2 separate regions of the Homo sapiens genome follow, and region 1 is linked to region 2. Evidence: read pairs that join two places in POLR2A ChIA-PET (ENCODE). Cell type or tissue: Caco-2. All regions are shown on one strand. Each heading gives the region's core, and the rest is flanking DNA. Links, peaks and the distances in the headings are about the cores only.

The links. Peaks named below come from ENCODE experiments on the same cell type or tissue, not always from the same donor. Only the 100,000 strongest peaks of a DNase experiment are listed, where the experiment ranks them.
Region 1: POLR2A ChIA-PET joins it to region 2 with 11 read pairs; 19 of 35 experiments call an interaction of 5 or more read pairs at or near these places.

The regions. Positions count from the first base shown.
Region 1 is chr19:1,113,037-1,123,551 of GRCh38, forward strand. SBNO2 (strawberry notch homolog 2) reads right to left here. Exons shown (of 32, transcript NM_014963.3): 7 at 10,498-10,515; 8 at 9,858-10,009; 9 at 9,622-9,755; 10 at 9,432-9,522; 11 at 9,103-9,246; 12 at 6,870-6,987; 13 at 6,480-6,585; 14 at 5,975-6,128; 15 at 4,287-4,463; 16 at 3,793-3,890; 17 at 2,985-3,067; 18 at 1,195-1,386; 19 at 499-668. Among named protein-coding and RNA genes, the nearest start is that of GPX4, 14 kb to the left of the region's middle. RefSeq lists enhancers at 1-563, 3,872-4,385, 4,386-4,898, 9,303-9,806. In Caco-2, for the core only: no CTCF peak of the experiment used is centred there; no DNase peak of the experiment used is centred there.
Region 2 is chr19:1,261,934-1,272,448 of GRCh38, forward strand. CIRBP (cold inducible RNA binding protein) reads left to right here and starts at 7,399. Exons shown (of 6, transcript NM_001300829.2): 1 at 7,399-7,477; 2 at 8,995-9,103; 3 at 9,207-9,313; 4 at 9,396-9,534; 5 at 9,618-9,699; 6 at 10,048-10,515. The coding sequence starts at 9,001. The coding sequence ends at 10,510. CIRBP-AS1 (CIRBP antisense RNA 1) reads right to left here and starts at 8,327. Exons shown (of 2, transcript NR_027271.1): 1 at 7,892-8,327; 2 at 5,538-6,457. It overlaps LOC105372236 (a long non-coding RNA gene), which reads right to left and starts at 4,608. Exons shown (of 3, transcript XR_936233.3): 1 at 2,580-4,608; 2 at 1,497-1,626; 3 at 1-237. It also overlaps LOC107985303. RefSeq lists enhancers at 1-287, 1,478-1,567, 1,608-1,657 and silencers at 4,386-5,275, 5,416-5,465, 7,076-7,285, 7,496-7,655, 7,706-8,015. In Caco-2, for the core only: a CTCF peak has its summit at 5,180 (motif pointing left); DNase peaks (open chromatin) are centred at 738, 3,618, 4,598, 7,268 and 2 weaker places; H3K4me3 peaks cover 3,389 bases.

The DNA.
Region 1 (10,515 bases), core at 752-8,751, 150 kb before region 2:
ACAGTGGTCATGGGCTCCCAGCTGTGCACGGGAGGTGGGGGTGCTGGGAAAGGGAGGGCGGGACTGCTGGACCCAGGCGATGTGTGCCTGTCCAAGGCCTGGTATTATCAGCCAGCCGGCGCCACGAAGTGAAAAAGTGAAGCTGGGCGGGGGCAGGGAGTAGGAGGCCGCAGAACCAGGCCCAGGGGCTTGTGTCCTGGCCCTGGGCACCCCAAGGGGTGCGTTCAGGCAACGATCTAAGCAGAGGCCTGCGCAGGCCAGGCTGGGGGATCTGGGGCTTAGAGGGATGGGGCAGGCCGTCCACAGGAGGTCGTGGCCTCCCGGGCCGAGCTGGACAGCACGCTGCTGCCCCAGGGCTCCCCAAACGCCCCCTCCTCGCAGGGCCGCGGAGACGCAGAGTGACCAGCAGGGGCCACCAGAGCTGCACACAGCCTGCGTGAAGCCCCACCCACTGCCCATGCCCCGCCCACCACACTCCAGCTGCCACGTCCCACCCACCTCCGCCACCCGCTGGGGGCCGCCCAGCTGGTCGATGAGCTCGTCCAGGGTGTTGACTGGCAGTTCCCGGCCCAGCCGCCGCACTTTGTCCAGCAGATCCTGCTTCAGCCGCTCCACCCGCTCCAGGACCCCGGGGCCATGCGGGTCTCTCTGCAGGAGGCACAGGGGTCCTAGGGAGGAGGTGGAGGGTCAGGGCAGGACATGTTGGCTGCCTTCTAGGGCCCACCTAACTCAAGGCTGGCCCCTGGAGGGCAAGGACAAGGGGCCCGGGGCAACCCTGAGGGACGGCAGGGTGGCGGGGAAGCCCGGCACCGTGGCCCAGGACTGCTTTTCTGCACTTGTCTCCCTGAGACCAGCTGGGGCGAGACTAAGCCTCCTGTCGCGGACCAAACACTGTGACCTCACTGCCTCCACAGGGGTAGGGACTGCCCAGCCCCAAGCCCCAGCTCTGCCTCTGACCAGTGGTATAACCCCTGACCTCCCCTCTCTGGGCCTCAGTTTCCCCCATCTGTAAAGTGGGCACCATAGCAGCAGCTGGGCTCAGGTGGGCTGGACTGAGGGCTACAACCTGGGGTGGGTGGTGACCGCCAGGAGGCCGGGGGAGCCTCAGGCTGGAATCCTGACCCAGAGGTGGCTGCTCAGCCTGGACTGGAATCCTGACCCACAGGTGGCTGGCCAGCCTGGGCAAGCCCTCACCCCGGTCGTCACTGGGGAGCCCGACTGCATCAACGATGACAACGTCGTCATCCACCAGGGACTCGGGGGAGGAGTTGAAGTCGCTGTCCAGGCCAGGGTCCGACTCCGTGCTGCTGTCGTCACTGATGCGGATGACGCCCGCTGTCTCGCACGCCAGCCGGGGGGCTTTGGCCCCGCGTCCCCGAGGTCGCCCTGCAGGGAAGGACAGGGTCACCGAGGGCCAGACCGCAGCAAGGTGGAGGAGCAGGTGGAGGAGACGCAGCAGGACAGAGCAAGGCCAGTGGTCCGAGCTGGGGAGGTCCATCCGAGAACCCCCTGCCTCTGGGCAAGCAGCTCAGCTGTTCTCCAGGGACGCCCTCTAGGGAACCCCGTGCCCTGTGGCCAGGAGGGTACGGTGTGGGGGGCCATATTTTATTTATTTATTTTCTTTTGAGACGGAGTCTTACTCTGTCGCCAGGCTGGAGAACGGTGGCATCTCACTGCACTCTCTGCCTCCTGGATTCAAGCGATTCTCCTGCCTCAGCCTCCTGAGTAGGTGGGATTACAGGCGCCCACCACCACGCCTGGCTAATCTTTTGTATTTTAGTAGAGATGGGGTTTCACCATGTTGGCCAGGATGGTGTCGATCTCCTGACCTCGTGATCCACCTGCCTCAGCCTCCCAAAGTGCTGGGATTATAGGCGTGAACCACCACGCCTGGCTTATTTATTTATTTTTGAGATGGAGTTTCACTCTGTTGCCCAGGCTGGAGTGCAGTGGTGCGATCTCAGCTCACTGCAACCTCCACCTCCCGGGTTCAAGCAATTCCCCTGCCTCAGCCTCCTGAGCAGCTGGTATTACAAGCATGCACCACCACACCTGGCTAATTTTTCTATTTTTAGTAGAGATGGAGTTTCACCATGTTGGCCAGGCTGGTCTCAAACTCCTGGCCTCAGGTGATTTGCCCGCCTCAGCCTTCCAAAGTGCTGGGATTACAACAGGCGTGACCCACTGCACCTAGCCAATATTTTATTTTTATTAATTTTTTTGAGACAAGAGTTTTTTCTGTCACCCAAGTTGGAGTGCAGTGGCATGATCTCGGCTCACTGCAATCTCCACCTCTCAGGTTCAAGCGATTCCCCTGCCTCAGCCTCCCAAGTAGCTGGGATTATAGGCGTCCACCACCACGCCCAGCTAATTTTTGTATTTTTAGTAGAGACAGGGTCTCACCATGTTGGCCAGGCTGGTCTTAAACTCCTGACCTCAGGTGATCCACCCGCCTCGGCCTCCCAAAGTGCTGGGATTACAGGCGTGAGCCACCACGCCCAGCCAACGGGACAATATTAATAAACCCATATCCAACGTCCTTTCAGGCCTGGCCAGTATGGTGGACACGCGGGGTGCCTGGGGAGGCCACACACCAGACTTCGACAGGCAGCTCTGGGCTTCCCTGTGACAGAAGCCTGGGGGTTATCAATGGGCTCCCCAAGGGACCGTGGAGACCCTGAAAACGGAAGGTGGGAGGGGTCTCGCTCAGCACCCGCGTCCGTGTCCCGCCCCCCGGGTCTCGCTCGGCACCCACGTCTGTGTCCTTCAGGCTGTCTGTTGCTTCCTCTTCCCTAAGCGTTCCATGGCAGGGTCCACGCAAGACCTGCCACTGGCAGCGGAGCCTTGAGCCTGCCTGGCACGGACAGGACCTGCATTTGGCTGAGTGGACGGGGGAGTGGGGGAAGCAGGGAGCGACCAGCCAGCCCCCGGGGGGAGAAAGCAGAGGGGCAGGGGTGGGTGGGGCCATGGGGGGCAGGGCTTACGTTTCCGCTTGCTGCCCGCTCCTCTGTCCCGCTTTCTCTTGGTGGACGGAAAGTGCTTCTGAATTAGCGACAGGAACACGCCTCTGAAAGTGAGACGCGGAGTTTATTCTCACACGAGGAGCTGAGGCCAGGCGGGGTTGCTCTCCAGGAGCTGGACGCACCCCTGGGTCCCTGTGGGGGTCCCGGACAGGACCGGGCCTGGGCAGAGGGTCTCCTGTGTGGAGTGGGCTGGGGAGGACTGGGGGCTGCCTGTGAGCTCTCCTCTGGCCTCCTGGTGTCACAGGGCCACCTCGGCCACCAGGCTTCCCCCGCTCTGAGGAATGTGGCCGGATATGATGATGGCTCCCAGGACAGGGGCAGGGGGCAGGGTGAAGGGGTAGCTGGGGGCATTGGGGAGCTCCGACCCCCAGGCAATGGGGGGATCTAGGGGGGCTGCTGTGACCCTCCCGGGGCATTCTCAACCAACAGGGGAGAGGCTGGGGCTTCAGACAGCTGGGAGGGCCAGCCCCTAAAATCCACAGCCCCCTTGTTAAAACGGCACAGATGCAGGAAGCCTCCTTCTGAGACCCCTGGAGACCATGTCCCAAACCTTCCAGGCCCACCATGCCTGGGGTCCACCTCCAAGCCTCTGCTTTAGACCTGGAGCAGCGGTGAAGGCCTCTGTGGCTGAGGCTGGGGGCCCAGCAAAGCCCACCCCAGCACCTCCTGCTGCTGGGGCCAAGGGGCAGGGTCAGGCCACAGGTGGCCACAGAGAGGGGTGGCCATGAGCGCAGGAAGCCCACAGTCCTGTCCCCACCGTGACACTTACTCAGCGGCCGAGACGAAGCAGTTGAGGTGCCCATCGTTCTCCCCCAGCACCTCCCGCGTGCGCGCCTCGCCCGTGGACTGCAGCCCGATGACCACGCACTGTGGGACGGCAGAGGACTGTGAGCCACCAGCCCTGCTGTGGGGCCTCTGTGGGGCCAGAACCTGCCAGGCCTGGGGTGATGGCCACATCCCTCACTCTGCTGCTGTGCTCGCCTCCCCAGGAGGGGCCACGGCCCCCCTACAACACACACTGCTGGGTGGGGGTCTGCCGGCTGCCTGTCTCGGGATGGTGAGCTGCCCACTGTGTGGTCACACTCCGCTGTTCTGACACCCTGGCTGGCTCTGATTGGAAGACGGACATCCGGGCGTCTCTCACCCACCAGGGTGCAGCCCCCGCCCACGTCTGGGGAGGGGCCAGGAAGGACCTGGAAGAAGAGCAGCCTCCGCCCCTGCAGGCCCGGCCGCCCTCAGCCCTCGAAGGCCGCAGCCGCTCACCTTGTCTCGCGCCAGCTCCTCTCGGGCCAGCTCCACCAGCCGGCGCACCTTGGCTGCGATGCACAGATACTTGAAGAAGCGCTGGTGTGCCGACCAGAACTGGCCCCACAGGGACTTGCGCGACTCCAGGCCGATCCAGTCGGCCGCCTGCTGGAACACGTTCAGGGCCTCGGCCCACTGCAATGACACGTCACAAGGCGCCCCTGAGCTGTGGCTCCTGGCTCCCGACCCGGGCCCCGGCCCACCTGCCGCCAGCCCTGGGCAAGGCATCCCCACGCCAGGTGGAATTTAGGGCAGGATGGGGGTGCTGGGGGTGTGCACTGTAAGAGGCACTGCCTCTACCTGTACGGCAAAAACCTGAAAAACCAAAACACTCGTGGTGGGGAAGCCGTGCTGCAAACTGCACAGACTCCGCGCCCGCGGCAAACAGGCTCAGCTCCTTCCAAGAACACAGGGTGCTCGCAGCCACGCCTCTCTTGCTTTGGACCAGGGTCTCACCCAGGTGTGATCCTGTCCAGGGGACACTGGGCATGTCTGGGGCTGGCTGTGGTGGTCAGGTTTGGGGGCTGGTCCCGGCATGACTGGGTGGGCTGGGTTAGGGTGGCTGGGACTCTGGCCACGGATGCTGCTCCATACCCCAAAGTGCTCAGGACGGCCCCACCCCGGAGAGCAACCCGGCCCTGGGGGTTACGGGAGATGCTGGTTGTGTCACCTAAAGAAACGAGTGAAGAGGCTGGGTGTGGTGGCTCACGCCTGTAATCACAGCACTTTGGGAGGCTGAGGCGGTCAGATCGCCTGAGCTCAGGAGTTTGAGACCAACCAGCCTGACCAACATGGAGAAATCCTGTCTCTACCAAAAATATAAAATTGGCCGGGCTGGTGGCACATGCCTGTAACCCCAGCTACGCGGGAGGCTGAGGCAGGAGAATTGCTTGAATCTGGTAGGCGGAGGTTGCGGTGAGCCAAGATCGTGCCATTGCACTCCAGCCTGGGCAACAAGAGTGGAAACCCCGTCTCAAAAAATAAAAAAAAAAAACCATCGAACATACAGGGCTGTTGGGCGTGAGGGGGAGAAAACAGGACCTGTCCAAACATGGAGGGAACGACCAAGCCACATGGCCCACAGCAATGTGGATGCTGAACACGGCTACCAACTGCCAGCTGTGGGCCAGGACCTGGGGGCAAAGGGCTTGGGCACCACAGGAAGGGGGGCGGTGGTTTGGTCCCATCCCTCGTTATCACAGCCACATAAAAACCCCAGTGATGGCCGGGCACGTGGCTCACGCCTGTCATCCCAGCACTGTGGGAGGCCGAGGCGGGCAGATCACTTGCGGTCAGGAGTTTGAAACCAACCTGGCCAACATGGAGAAACACCGTTCTCTACCAAAAAATACACAAAATTAGCTGGGTGTGGAGGCGGGCACCTGTAACTCCAGCTACTCGAGAGGCTGAGGGGGGAGAATCGCTTAAACCCAAGAGGCAGAGGTTGCAGTGAACTGAGATCACACCACAGCACTCCAGCCTAGATGACAGCACGAGACTGTCTCAAAAAAACAACAAAAAAAAAACCCCAGGACAGGACAGGGCGGGCCGTCACCTGATGACGCCTGTGGCATCTGCAAGGCCACGGGGGAGCAATTTCACCCGGGAAACGCACAGGGGTCCCCGGGTCGGGTGCGCAGGCTCACCAGCAGGGCCGCGCGGTTGTAGACGCACTCGAAGGCTGGGGCCAGCGGGATCTCCTCGATGCGGAAGGTGACGCCGGAGAAGCTGAGCTGGCGTGCGATGTACATGCCGCTGACCTTCATGTCCATGGCCACGATCTCCATGGCGCCAACGCCCCTGCGGATGGACACAGCCCCCGTGAGCACGGCCAGAGCCCGTGGGGATGGAGCCACTCGGAGCGCGAGGCAGAGCCAGTCGCAGAGAGGGCGGGGTCGGCAGGAGCAGAGCCCTGGCGGCCACTGAGGCAGTTGGCAGCTGAGCCTGGCGGGGACGGGGCAGGAAGGGCTGCGGAGGGGCTGGCTTCCCTGGGAGTGCTGGGCAGCCCGAGGCAGTGAAACGAGCGACCCACATTCAGCACCTCTGGGTGCTGGGGAAGCACACGTGGCAGTGCCAGGCCTTGGGCTGATGGGCCTGAGGCCTCCTCCCCACCCCCCGCCGCCCCTCCACGTGGGTGAGAAGGGCACTCACCTCTTCTCGATGGCGTGCAGGAACTCCTCAAAGTTCCGGAAGGGTGTGCCCTCGCCCCAGATACCCAAGCGGCTCATGTAGATCATGTTCCGAGGCTCAGAGGCACCTGTGGGGGGAAGCTGCCGTCAGCTCCCCAACCCGGGAGGGCCCAGAGGCCGCGTCAGGGGACGACTAAGTTGGGACCACCCGACGAGGGGCCCTGCGGGGTTGGAGCCATGGGCCTGAAGAGAGCCAGCGTGGCCTTGGGACAGGCGCAGAGGTGCCCCAGTGTCCGAGGAGGAGCAGGGTGCAGACGGAGGCTGAGTACGCGTGTGGGATACCCCTTCGCGGGGACAGCCAGGCAGAAAGACGCTGCTGCGGGTGGGTCACGTGGGATCCGCACCGCCCCACCTGTGGCGCTGGCGTAGACCACGCGGGCCAGGGGCAGCTTGTTCTGCAGGTCTAGCACAGCCTTGCCCATCTTGGTGGAGCCGGCATTCTTGGCTTTGTGACACTCGTCGAACACGATCTGAGGCACACGTGGGTTAAGGAGTATTCTGAAGGACGGGGGCGACCCCAGGAGCCCAGGTCCTGACCACCCAAGACCCCACCTTCCTGGTGGGGGGCAAACGCCTGTGCGGCTGAGAACTCCACGAGGGAAGCCCAGGTCGGAGTGGCAGCCGGCTACCATGGGGGGCGGGCGGGCAGGCGGCCCCCACACGACCATTAGATGGGTGTGGCCTGGGATGGCTCCTCCCAGACTCTAAACAACACACACCGAGGATGGGGCCTCCGGCGAGGAAGGGTGGGATCCCTAAACCATGATATCGCAGGACGTTGCCATCGGAGGAGGATACCTGGAACCTGTTTTCTTTTTTGTTTGTTTTTTTGAGACAGGGTCTTGCTCTGTCACCCACGCTGGAGTGCAGTGATACAATGTCAGCTCACTGCAACCTCTGCCTCTCAGATTCAAGTGATTCTCCTGCTTCAGCCTCCCAAGGAGCTGGGACTACAGGTGTGTGCCACCACCACAACCGGCTAATTTTTGTAGTTTTGGTAGAGACGGGGTTGGCCGTTTGGTTGGCCAGATAATCTCAAACTCCTGACCTCAAGTGACCTGCCTGCCTCAGCCTCCCAAAGTGCTGGGATTACAGGTGTGAGCCGTGCCCAGCCCTAATTCTTTGTTTTTTTTTGAGACGAAGTCTCGCTCTGTCACTAGGCTGGAATGCAGCGGCGCGATCTCAGCTCACTGCAACCTCCGACTCCCTGGTTCAAGCGATTCTCCTGCCTCAGCCTCCTGAGTAGCTGGGATTACAAGTGTGCGCCACCACGCCCGGGTAATTTTTGTATTTTCAGTAGAGACGGGGTTTCACCATATTGGTCAAGACAGTCTGGAACTCTTTTTTTTTTTAGATGAGACACAGTCTCGCTCTGTCGCCTGGGCTGGAGAGCAGTGGGGCAATCTCGGCTCACTGCCACCTCTGCCTCCTGGGTTCAAGCGATTCTCCTGCCTCAGCCTCCCGGGTAGCTGGGATTACAGGTGCGCACCACCACGCCCAGCTAACTTTTGTATTTTTAGTACAGACGTGGTTTCACCATGTTGTCCAGGTGGTCTCGAACTCCTGACCTCGTGATTCGCCTGCCTCGGCCTCCCAAAGTGCTGGGATTACAAGCGTGAGCCACTGCACCCGGCCAGGTTCTTAATATTTTAAGACGAAAGAAAGCCAAGTTCCAGGAAAGCAGTCTGAGGAAGGAAAACTGGGAGAATACAAATTAAACGGCCGGCCCTGCCGCCACGTAGCAGCTCAGCGAGGTATGATCTCAGGGTTATCGCTATTTCGTAGATTGTTGCACATAGATTGTTCAGCCGGGTGCGAAGACACCAGCAGTCTCCCGTTCTGTTTCTGGCCAGTCTGAATGTTCTGTGTCTCGGCGTTAACTGAACAGCAAAGCCATGGCCATGTCCTGTGCATGAAGTGGATGCTGCAGGCCAACGTCCCTCCCTTATCTGAGCCTGTGCTCCCAACACCCCAACACCCAAGGTGCACCCTGCAGGGCCGAGCACCAGGGCTGAGCCTGGCCAAGGGGTGCCCTGCCGTGCCTTTGCTGCTAACTGTCCTGGGTCTCCTGTGGGGGAGCCCCTCCGAACCGCAGCCTGCCGACGAGAGCCCTGGGATGCTGGGGAGTGAACTGTGCCCACCACACTATCAGCTGGGGTTGGCACCTTCCTGACTTGGGGAGCAGCTCAGTGGCCACCCTCTGCCCACGGCATCATGGCAAACATCAGGACCACATCTATGGTCACTCATCCCACTTATCAGAACCAAGAAACCAAGCCGGAGCCCTGTGGTGAATGATGATGGTCACTTGTGTGGTACCCACAGGGCCAGCCTCCCAGGACCAGAAAAGTCTTCTATCCGGAGTCCTAAACCCTGAGCAAAGCTGGGGGCTGGGTGGCCACATCCAGGGTAGTGAGCTCCAGTGGCCTCCAGCCCTTCCCCAGCCCCACCCCTCCGCTCCTACCCTCTCCCATCCTGCCCTCCTCTCCCCTGACTCCCACCCCTCCTCTCCCACTCCTCCATCCTCCTTTTCCCTCCGACCCCCTAATCCAGCCCTCCCCTCCCGATTGCCCCCAGCAGGATACGACGCCCTCGAAGGCCTCCCCACACCAGTCCAGGATCTGCCGGAGGCGAGTGCGGTGCTGGCCGCCGGCCTGGCTCTCCCCAATCAGGGCGGAGTAGGTGGCGAAGAGGACGCCCTCTGAGGTAGTGGTGTCACCGTACTTGATCTGGGGATGCACAGAACAGGTGTGGAATGGGGCCCCGGCTCAGCAGGCTCTGGACCTGGGTCTCCCTATCTGTAAGGGTGCTGGGCAGAGCCTGCCCTGGCTGCTGGCCCACCCAGCTGAGCAGCCCCCACTTTGCAGGGCACGGTCCCCACCTTGCCCCCTACTTTGCCGAGCACAGCCCCTACCTTGCTGAGCGCGTGCACCGCGATGCCCGTGGCTTCGATGTCCCGCAGGTCGCGCTCCGCATCGTACTTGAGGTCGTTGGAGACGCTGAACCTGCGGGGTGGGGGCGTCAGGCGCGCCCACCCTTCCCCCTCGCCCCCCGCTTCCGCCCCCCACCCCCGCTCCCGCCCCCTGCCCCAGGCAGGGCCTCACCACAATGCTTTCTTCCGGCCGCGCAGGTGGTTCTCCAGGATGACTCCGGCCACCGTCCGGCCTTTGCCCACGCCGGCCCCATCGCCGATGAGAAAGCCCGCGCGCTGCCCGCTGGGGAGCAGGACCTCGTGTTGCTGTTGCCGGAGAGCAGGCGTCAGGGCCTGGGGGTGCTGGCCCGGCCCCTCCCCAGGGGCCTCGCGGACACAGGCTGGGCTGGGTTGGGGACATGCGGTCACCTGGCAGGCGTAGGTGATGGCCTCTAGCTGCAGGGCAGACAGGGCCCCGCTGTCCGAGGGCAGGGCCAGGGTGTAGGTGATGTCTGGGGGTGGGACGCTGGACAGTGTGCTGGTCTCCACCACGCGGTCTGGGTGCTGCTTCCCGATCTTGGCTGGAGGAGCAAGGACGGAGGGCAAGGTAAAGGGTATGGCCAAGGGGTGACCAGGGCCGGTTATGGCACGCTGGGCGGGTCTGGGGCGTGGCCAGAGCTGGCGGGGCAGTTTGGGGGCGTGGCCAGGTCCCGTTGGGCGGGTCATGGGCGTGGCCAGGAATGCCTGGGTGGAGGAGTGGTCAGGGCTGGCCGGGTCGGGGGTGTGGCCGCGGCCTGCTGGGTTGGTTGGGGGCGTGGCCAGCGGCTTGCAGGAGGGGCAAATGCATAAAAATCCTCCCAGTGCCTCTGAGGTTCCTTTCCACTTCTCCCCTCTGCGAACCCCGGTTTTGTATAAGCCTGGATTGTAGAACCTGTCCCCGGGCTCTCCGGCCCTCCCTGAAGCTTCACATTCCCTCTGTGGGCTGTGCGGGCGGTGGTCACCTGCAGGGTCTCGGTCCCACAAAAGGGTTTGAACCTGTCCCAGGGCTGGGTGCAGCCGGGCCACTCACACTTGGACGGCACGTAGT
Region 2 (10,515 bases), core at 283-8,282:
CGCTGCTTGGCTGTGGGCTCCAACTTGGTGTGTGCTCAGAGAAGGCAGTGGTTGGAGTGAACAGGGCCTGTGCCAGGTGGGGAGACTAGCCAAGGTGTTTGTGCAGCCTGGCCTCTGGAGCGGCCTGGGAAGAGCTGGAGTTCGCAGGGTGGGAGCTGCCCTGTGGCTGGGAGCCCGTGCTGGCGTCCCTGCCAGGCGGTGATCTCACAGGTGAGCGGTGCTTGGGGAGACGCGGAGCTGTGGGCGGGCAGGAGAAGGTCAGTGGAGGTCATGGCTTTTGGCTTGAGGCCGGAGTCCTCTGGGGGTGGCCGAATGCGCCCTTGGAGCTGCCTTGGGAGGTGGCTAGGGTGGACAGCAGTGGAAGCCAGGCCCTTGGCTTAGAGCCACTGGGTTGGAGGGATTGAGCCAGTGCCCGGGCACAGCCGCCCCCACAGGGCCTTGCCCCACCCGCCCTCCTCTCCCAGCACCATGGGAATGGGAGTTACCGGGCTGGAGGCTGGGGACGCCACCACCCCGTGGCCAAGGGCGTTGGGGCCCAACCCAGGAGCCTGGTGCAGCCCCACCCACGGGCCGCCCAGCCCTGGAAGGGCAGAGAACTGGCTGCCTCTGGGGTCACTTGGGACAGGTGAGCAGCCCAGCCCAGCCCAGCGGGTGGGGGAGGGGAGGCTGTCACCTGGGCCCTGCCTCCACCCTCTTTCTGGTTCTCACTCCCTCCATTTCTCTTTCTTTTGCCTTTCTCTATTTCTGTCCCGATCTCTGGCGCTCTCCCCAACCCAGTACCACCATCTCCGCCCCTCCGTCCCTCCCCTGCTTCCGCCCCCTCTCTGGGGGCCCCCTTCACCCCGGGGCACATTCCAGCTTCCTCCCCCGCCTTGCAGTCCCTCCCTGGAGCCAGCTGCCTCCTCGGTTGCCAGAGCAGAGAGAGTGGGCTTGGGCCGAGGTCGGAGGTCGAGGAGCGGGCGGGAGCCTGGGAGGGCACCCCCAACCCCTCTGGAATGTGGGTGGAGCGGGGCAAGGGAGACAGCTGGTTTCCACGGAGGGCACATGCCCCATACCCAGGACGCTACCCACACTCAGCCCTGGGGGAGAGCAAGCAAAACCAATGGGTGCCATCCCACGAGGGGCCTGCACAGCCATCCCACACCCCCGACCAGCACGCCCGGGACAGCCCTCCACAGGCCACGCATTTATGGGTGCGGCTGGTGTGCCAGGCTCCCAGATACACAACCCCCCCCCCCAGACACACCCCATATACCTGTCCCCAACCTCAATCCACTGTGTGACCCTAAAACAAACAGAACCTCCTTGCTCAGCCTGGGCCAAGGCCTCCCCAAACAAAACTCCAGCCTGCAGAGTCCCACCACACACCGCAGCTGTCACCAGATACAAAGAGGGCCCTGACCAGATACAGAGAGGGCAGCAGCCTTCCCCCACAACCAACACACGCCTGGGCGGGGGCAGGAACACCCCCAGGGCCTCCAGCCACAGACACTCACCCACTCACCCCTCTGTGCACCAGTGATCCTCCGCTGCCCAGCCAAGCTTGACTCCAGCCTGCTGGAGTCTGGGTGGGGGATGGAGAGGGGTTCCCAGGCGAGCCCCAACCTATGCCTTCCAAAAGTCTTTCTGTGCATGTTGGAAATACAAATGAAACAGGAGAGTTAGCATACGGGACAATTATTATTTTTGTTTGTTTTTGTTTTGAGACGGAGTCTCGCTCTGTCGCCCTGGCTGGAGTGCATTGGCGCGATCTCGGCTCACCGCAACCTCTGCCTCCCGGGTTCAAGTGATTCTCCTGCCTCAGCCTCTGGAGTAGCTGGGATTACAGGCGCCCGCCACCACGCCCGGCTAATTTTTGTATTTTTTTAGTAGAGACGGGCTTTCCCCATGTTGGCCAGGCAGGTCTCGAACTCCTGATCTCAAGTGATCTGCCTGTCTCGGCCTCCTAAAGTGCTGGGATTACAGGCGTGAGCTACAGCATCCAGCCCAATTTTATTTATTTTTAGTAGAGAAGGGATTTCACCATGTTGGTCAGGCTGGTCTCAAACTCCTGCCCTCAAATGATCCACCCGCATTGGCCTCCCAAATTGCTGGGATTACAGGTGTGAGCCACCACACCTGGCCCCAGTTATTAGTATTTTCGAGACGGGGTCTCACTCTCTTTCCAGGCTGGAACGCAGTGGCTCCATCACAGCTCACTGCAGCCTCGCTGGAACTCCTGGGCTCAAGCGATCCTCCTGCCTCAGCCTCCTGAGTAGCTGGGACTACAGGTGAGCACCACCATGCCCAGCTAATTTTGCTTTTTTTTTTTTTTTGTAGAGACAGGGTCTAGCTATGTTGCCCCGGCTGGTATCAAACTCCTGGACTCAAACGAAAGTGCTGGGATTCCAGGCATGAGCCAGCGCTCCCGGCCTGCATACGGGATGATTCCATGTGGACTGCCACATCAAGGAAGCAAACAACAAGGAAAGCCTGGCGCTGCGTGGAGCTGTCTTTTGCTGCTAACTGCCCTTGACCGACTTCCTACCAGGTCTTCCCTGTGCGCCTCTAACCCCAGGAGGTGCTGCTGGCATGCCCACCTCTCAGATGAAGCAGTGCGGTCCAGAGAGCGTCTTGGGCACCGCCTGCCTCACAGCTGGGCCCCTGACCCTCCAGGGACTGTGGCTGAGCAGCCATGGCTGCCTGGACGGGTGTCCCCTGGCCCGTCTGTCCGTCTGGATGTGGGAACCCTCCAGGCACGCTGGGGCGGGCAGGTGCCAGGTGCCTCTCCAGCAAGATGCAACATAGGTGTCTTCACTTGCACTCCGTAGGTCCTGAGCCCCTGCAGCTGCCTGGGAGAGTGGGGAAATACTCTCCACTTGTCCCACTCCACTGTTGCCATGGAGATACCTCCCACCCTAGGCAGGGCCACCCTGAGCCTGGTTGGCTTTGCAGGAAATCCCCACTCTTTGACCTCTCTGTTAGGCACAGGACGTGTAGTCCCATGAGAGGGAACTGGGCCCAGGTGGAGATCCATCCGCCTACCCCAGAGCGCGCATCTGTTGCTAAGCAACATCTGAGGCTGCATGGAGGTGGGGGCTCCGGAGCCCCCAGACCTTTTCCCAGTTTCAGAAACTAGGTGGCTGCATCCCCAGCGTCCACGCAGGCGAGCCTAAGCCTCGGTCAGCTTTAGGGTGTCCGTGGGCCATGCAGGGTCTTGGGCCTTTCACAGACACCTGATCTGCACGTCACAGACACGCATGGGTGCACGTCACTACACGTCCGCCACATGTGCTTGGCTGGTCTGCGCCCCAGCAGAAGGGGTCACCTATGTCTCTGCAGTATCCTGTGTACTGAAAGAGCAAACAGGTGTGTGACCCCAGGGCAGGTCGGGGTCCGTCCTGTCCCCAGCCTGTCTACTGCGTGTGCCTGTGGCAGGCAGGGTCTCCGGATGCCGAGTGCATGGTGTATGACTTTGTGTCCAGTGGGTACGAAGCAGGGGTGTGGGTGTGCACCTGTGTGTGGCCTGTGGCGGGGTGTGTGTGCCGGGGATGTCCCTCTGTGGCCCAGGCCTGGCCTTTGGGCTGCTGGGATGGCCTGGCCGGGGCAGGAGTAGACAGGGCCTCCCAGCCTCCACATTCCTGAGCTGTGACTCAGGCCTGTGGGGAGGGGGTGAGTCACAGGGAAGGGAAGCCGACCCACCCTGCGAACGCATCCGAGGAACAGGAGGGAAACTGAGGCTGGGGAGCAGCTCAGTCCGGCTTTCCTGTGTAGCAGCCCCTGAATCTCAGGCCCGGGGGTGGGGCGGGGTGGCGGGGGGGGGCGCGCGGGGCCTCCCAGGGGACCTGAGATCCCAGCCCTGGACTCAGCTGGGAGCTGGGGGAAGAGGCAGGTTTAACCCTTCCTCTTCTGGGCTTCTGGAACTCTGGGCTGCCCTGGGAGGCGCGGCTCCCGCTGACACAGCACGCGTGCCCACCCCAGGGACATGAGTCACAGCACCAGGCATGGACACATATGCTCTGTGGGTCCCGGCACACCCGAGTCACGCACACCCAGCCCTGTCCCCGGCTGCCCCCACATCCACATCCGGATAAGCGCACACTTTGGAGTCCAAGCGCCCACCTCCTTGGGTTGCACACACAGCGCCACGCAGACGGGTTCCTGTGTCTTTGCACACACGCGGGTGCCGGGGGCTCTGTGCACACACCTCCAAGACTGCGTGCACGCCCCTATATGCCCTGCGCACCGACGCAGGCCGGCCTGGGGTCCCTGCACTCACCACGCCGTGTGCACTCGCACATAGCTACACATTCGTGTCCACACAAGCTTGTGTCTCTGTACTCTGCCCACGGGCACACATGTGCGCCACACCTGGCAACCCGCACGCCCGGTCTCTGCATCCCCCACCCTGGCTCTGGGCCCCGCGTAGTGGGGCCAGCTGGGTCGGCTGCAGCCTCTGCCAGGACGGTCCTATTTCTGCGCCCCCGCGGGGCGGCCGCCAGGTGCACGGTCCCGGCCCCCGCCTGGCTAGGAGGAGGCGGTAATTATGCGGCCCCGGGGTCCCCCCCACGCGCCTTTCATCCTCGGCCACGCCCGTCGCAGGCCTAGACGCTCTCTACCGCCTCCCGCCCGGTCATTAGTCGGGGTCGGGGGAGGACCTGGCGTCCGGCGGGCGGGGCCCCGTGGGGAGGGCGGAGTGGGCGGTGCGGGAGCGAGGGAGCTCCGCCCTCGTCTCCATGGCGACGCCCCGCAGGGGAGGAGGCCCGGGAGGAGTATCAGGGTGCAGGAGGTGCGCGCCCCTTCCGAGACGGCAGGCTGGAAAGGGGGCGGATTTGTGAATGGGCCCACGGGGCCCAAGACAGACGCGCGGGGAGCAGGTTCGGGGACTCTGACTGATCCCCGCGCCTCGCCGGGCAGGGGCGAGCCCCGCGCGTCGGGCCCGGAATAGCAGTCTCGCCCCCGCCCGGCGCGGCTATTTTGAGCTCCTCCGTTGGGGCCGAGGCGCGGGGGCGGCGGGAGGCTGGGGGTCGACACGCAGGCTGCGTCCTCGCCCCGCGAGATTGGACCCCTCGAGGACTGTGCGCTGTGGCCGCGCAGGGCTGGGCGGCGGGGCCCCCTCTCCCACGCGAGGCGTCTGCGTGGAGCGGCGGCACCGGGAGCCCGGCCGCTCGAGCCAAACGCCGCGGACGGAGCGAGGCCGCAGCGCCCCCTGGTGTCCGCAACGGGCAGCGCGTCCCGGTCGGGTCCCGCATGGTCAGTGGCCAGCAGGGGTGGATGAAGGGGTCCCAGCCGCCTGAGACCCCCGGTGGGGACACAGGATCGCGGTGAGATACCTGGGAGTCACGGGTGCTCGCAGACGCAGCTGACCCCAGAGGCACAGGTACCGACACAGGTCCACACCTGGAAGCCGGTGCACAGTGCTCGGCACAGATGCAAAGCGGCAGGTGTGCGCAGGTGCGTGTCAACGCCACCCTGGGAACCCAGGATGGCTGCGGACACTCACGGAGCCCGCACCCAGGAACCCGCTCGTAGTAAGCGCTTAATAACTAGGCACTGGCTGAATGAATGAATGAATGAATGAACACGGCGCTTCGCAAAACCAGGAAAAGGCAGAGGCTCACAGAACCAGGGAACGATGGGCTGGGGGGAGCGGCAAGAATTACGCAATTATGCAGGGGCCGCTGTGACTACCAGGCACCCCCTCCAACTCCCCCCCTACAAGGGCTGCTCTGGGTCAGAGAACGTCCACCGCGCTGACTGCTGGGGCTGGGGGCTGGGGGCGCAGATCAGAAAGAATGGGCCTGAATTGCTCCCAGGCTGGGCATGTGGCGCCCGCGTCTGGGGCTCCAGTGGGTGGGTGGCCCCTCCCGCATGGACGGCGGGCGCAGGGGAGCTCGGTGCTGATGTCTCTCTCCTTTAATAACCACCCTGCGTGAGTGGCTGACGCAGCAGCCGGCTGCCGCTGACGGGGAGTGGGGCGGCTGTAGTGGGGGGGCCCGAGGTGCAGAGGGGGTGGTGATGAATCACACAGCTGCTGCCTGGGGGAGGGGGTCTTGAGCCCATGAGGGGTCCCAGAGACCTTGTCACTGGAGACAGCGCCCCTGGCTACCCCCACCTCGATCCACTTGAGGGTGGAAGTGAGTCTGAGGTCAGGAGTGGGGCCGGGATTTCCCTGGGATGAGCAGCAAAGCGGGGGTCTCTGTACGCCAACTTCCCCCAGCTTGTCAGCAGAGGGTCATCCCTCCGAAGACTTTCTGGGGCAGAGAGGCAGGGGTCCGCGCTGGCTTCTTCCACCAGGGCTGGGGGAGGCGGCGGCATGAGATGACTCCTGGGCGAGGAGCAAGTGGTGGCCATAGAGGGCCCCCCAGAGGCTTTGGGGCCGCCGAAGAGTAGTGAGTGAGGGTCCTTGTAAAGCTGGTTCTCCAGATGGCGGCGGCTTTAAGACTCCCCTCCGCCAACCAGGCTCAGTAGGGGAGGCCTGTGGAAGGAGAGAAAAGGCCTGGGTGGAGGAGCAGAGTGGGCCTGGCCCCGCGTGGGGAGCGAGTGCGCCGTTGCTGTGCAGCACGGTGGGAGGGGAGGCCGAGGGCCGGGCGGAGTGCTGGGGTGCAGTGGGGACTCGGGGTGTCCGCCTGCACCCGACAGCAGGGACGCACAACACTATCCGGCCAGGCGAGTGTGGGGGTGTGGGCCACGCACCCAGCCGTGATAATCGCGGTTCCAGTGGGAGTTAGGCTTGGGTGCGGGTTGGAGTTTGTAGGCAAACTGGGTTGCGTAAAGTTGGGGTGCACCAAAGTGTGGCGATGTAGGAAGAATTGGGATTGCGAATATTGGGGTTCGCATGAATGGGGTTGTCTCTGTTGGGGTTTTGGTGGGCATGGGGTTGATGGCAGGAATGGAGTGCTGGGGTGCTGGGAAAACTGGGACGTCGGTTGTATTGGCAAGAATATCACGACAGGTGTCGGGGTTCAGATGAAGTTGGGATGTCTGACAGCCGGGTCTTGGTTGGGTAGGGGATCTGGGCTAGGTTGTTATGTCGGGACTGCTGGAGCACAGGCAAAGTCGGGGTCCCAGTGACACCCAGAAGTCCCCATGAGGCCTGAGGCCTGGGAATCGGGGCTAGAGGCCCATTTGTTCCCCGCCGCAGGCCAGGGAGCAGGCACGCGTAACTGGGTCAGCCCCGCCCCGCCCCGCCGCGCGCTGGTCACGCCCCCTCGAGCGCGGGTGGAGGACTGCGGACTGCAAACGTCTCGGCCAATAGTCGAGCCCGACACCAGTCCGCGGGAGGGGGCGGAACCGAGATAGACTCGGCCCCCAGCTCATGAATATAAGACGCAGGCGCGCCCTCTGATTGGCCCAGGATGTGTAGGGGGCGGGGCCCGGCGGAAGCGTATATAAGGCCGGGCTCGGGGACGCCCCCCCCTCACTCGCGCGTTAGGAGGCTCGGGTCGTTGTGGTGCGCTGTCTTCCCGCTTGCGTCAGGGACCTGCCCGACTCAGTGGTGAGGGCCCTGGCTGCACCGGCTCCGAGGAGCTCGGGGCGGCGGGCGGCCTGCGGCGGCCAGGCGAGGCGGGGCCGCAGCGGCACGCCCCTGGGAGGGGGCGGGCCCGGGGTGGAGTCCGCCCCGCCGGCGGCGAGGGACAGCGGGAGATTGGGCCGAGTAGCGGCCAGAGGGCCTCTCCCCGCCGGTCCGGGCCGCCGGCGACCCGGTTGCCGCCGCAAAATGGCGGCCGCGAGCTCGAGGCTGTGCCCAGCGAAATGGCGGGAGCGCCGAGTTCCCGGATGGAGTGGCGCAGGGTGCGCGCGGGGCGCATGCGCACGCGGCGGGGGCGGGGCCACGTGGCGCCCCCGGTCTCCAGGGCCGCTTTCCCGGCCTTGGGGCTGGAGGTATCCACACACCAACGCTTTTGCTTACCGAGCCTTAGTTTCCTCCTTTTCCCATTGCGATTGCATGAGGGAAAGGACGGCCTCGTAAATCTTGGGTAGGCGTGGCCCGTTCTAGTGTGGTTCCTCGTCTGCCACGTCGTGCTTTGCGCCCAAAGTTTGGTCCAAGTTGGCACAGCTCCCAGTGCCAGACTTCCAAGTCTAGTTCTCAGAGCCACTGGGTGGCGGCCATTCCCAGCCAGTGAATGCTTTGTCTGTGTCAGCACTGACCGCCCCCTTAAATAGCCAGTTCTCCTAAATGCCACTTCCCCTGCCTGGAAATCCTGCCTTATCACTTCCGGGGCCATCCCTTCCCGATTCCCGGCCTAGGTCCTGGCTATGGAAGTCAGTACCTGCCCTGAGGTGCCCCCCAGGACGGGGCGGCCTCCCTGACAGCCAGCCCCCCCCCCAGTCTCAGGAGGCATTTTACAGTGAGCAGAAGCACGTTCTGGTCCAGCAACAAGTAGATGTCAGTTGGTTAGGGTAGGAGTTGGCACCCGTTCGGAAATAGGAGAACCTGAGAGTGCAGTCCTGCCCAGGGCACAACTGGAAGGCTGTGGGGGAAGGGAGACACCCATTGTGGAAATGGGTGCGGCCTGCCTTCAGTCTTGGGGGTGGATGGAGTAAATTATTTGAATTAAGAAGTCCTAGGTGGCTGGGTGCGGTGGCTCACACCTGTAATCCCAAAACTTTGGGTGGCCAAGGTGGGAGGATTGCTTGAGCCCAGGAGTTTCAGACCAGCCTGGGCAACAGAGCAAGACCCCATCTCTACTAAAACAAATTTAAAAAAATTATCCAGGCGTGGTGGTGTACACCTACAGTCCCAGTTTCTTGGGAGGCTGAGGTAGGAGGATTGCTTGAGCCCAGGAGGTGGAGGCTGCAGTGACCCCTGCACTCCAGTCTGGGTGACAGTTAGACACACTGCCCCCGACCCCAAAAAAATAAGTCCTAGGTATGAGTTTGAGATAATGAAAAATAAAAATCTGATTTTCTAATATTTCCCCTAAAAAACACATGTCATTTACATAAAATAGGAAGCGGGGAGAGGTGGTGAGAGATGACCCCTGTTGAGGATTTCATTGGTGTCTGCCACAGGCCGCCATGGCATCAGATGAAGGCAAACTTTTTGTTGGAGGGCTGAGTTTTGACACCAATGAGCAGTCGCTGGAGCAGGTCTTCTCAAAGTACGGACAGATCTCTGAAGGTGAGGCTGCTGCTGGGCCCGCGGCCCTGGGCGGGGGGGCTTGTGCTCCTCCTACCTGGAAGTACAGCTGGGTGCTGACTGCAGACCTCTCTCCCCTGCACAGTGGTGGTTGTGAAAGACAGGGAGACCCAGAGATCTCGGGGATTTGGGTTTGTCACCTTTGAGAACATTGACGACGCTAAGGATGCCATGATGGCCATGAATGGGAAGGTGAGGATCAGGGTGCTGAGCAGGAGTCCCGTCTCGAGGATGGGGCACCCACCTGCTAACCCGTCCCGCCCTCTGTCTCCAGTCTGTAGATGGACGGCAGATCCGAGTAGACCAGGCAGGCAAGTCGTCAGACAACCGATCCCGTGGGTACCGTGGTGGCTCTGCCGGGGGCCGGGGCTTCTTCCGTGGGGGCCGAGGACGGGGCCGTGGGTTCTCTAGAGGTGAGTGCCATGAGTGGGTCCCTTGGGGATGCTGTGAGGTACTGCTGGTGGGAGCTGGTACTCACTTTTTCCTGTATGTGCAGGAGGAGGGGACCGAGGCTATGGGGGGAACCGGTTCGAGTCCAGGAGTGGGGGCTACGGAGGCTCCAGAGACTACTATAGCAGGTGAGGGGGAGGCCGGCCCAAGCACAGGGGTGGTTGCGGGATGGCCAGCTTCCGTCCCGGGTCCCAGGTCCCTGGGGGAGCTGAGATGAGACTGGCTGGGCAAGGAGCAGAGGCAGGTGGGGACCCAGGCCAAGAGGAGAGGAGACTGCTCAGGACATTCGCAGAAGCGGGAGGGCCTGGGGGACAGGCTGGTGGAGATTTTGAACAATTTCCAAGATGCTGCCCTGCTGGGGTCCTTGTTGTGTCCCCAGAAGGGACGGCTGGCATGGGGGCTGGCGGCTCAGCCTGTTGTGGCAGAGCAGAAGTAGACGGGTACCTTCCGGTACTCAACGTTTGTCTGTCTTGCAGCCGGAGTCAGAGTGGTGGCTACAGTGACCGGAGCTCGGGCGGGTCCTACAGAGACAGTTATGACAGTTACGGTAAGTCACACTCCGAGGGCGCCACGCTGCTGTGGCCTGCGGTGGGAGCTCGGTTCACCTTGGTGCCCTCTCCAAGCACTTTAGGCTGGACACTCAGACCTTGTCACTGTGCTTGCCCAGAAGAGGCGCATCTGTCCTCTCAGAGCCATTTCTATCGCAGGACGCAAAAGCCAAATGAGACTGACCAAAAAGGCAAGGGAGAGCGAGGGCCCGCTGGGCAGTCAGCTAGGTGCATGTGTGGCCGCAGGCCAGCCTCCCTCGGCTGTGGGGGGTGGTTGCTCCCCGGCCGCAGGCCGCGCCCTGGTCTGGCCTCTGGGGTGAAGCTGCCTCTTGTTGCTTCGGTGCCTTTACACTGTGCCTGCTTCTTGTCCTCAGCTACACACAACGAGTAAAAACC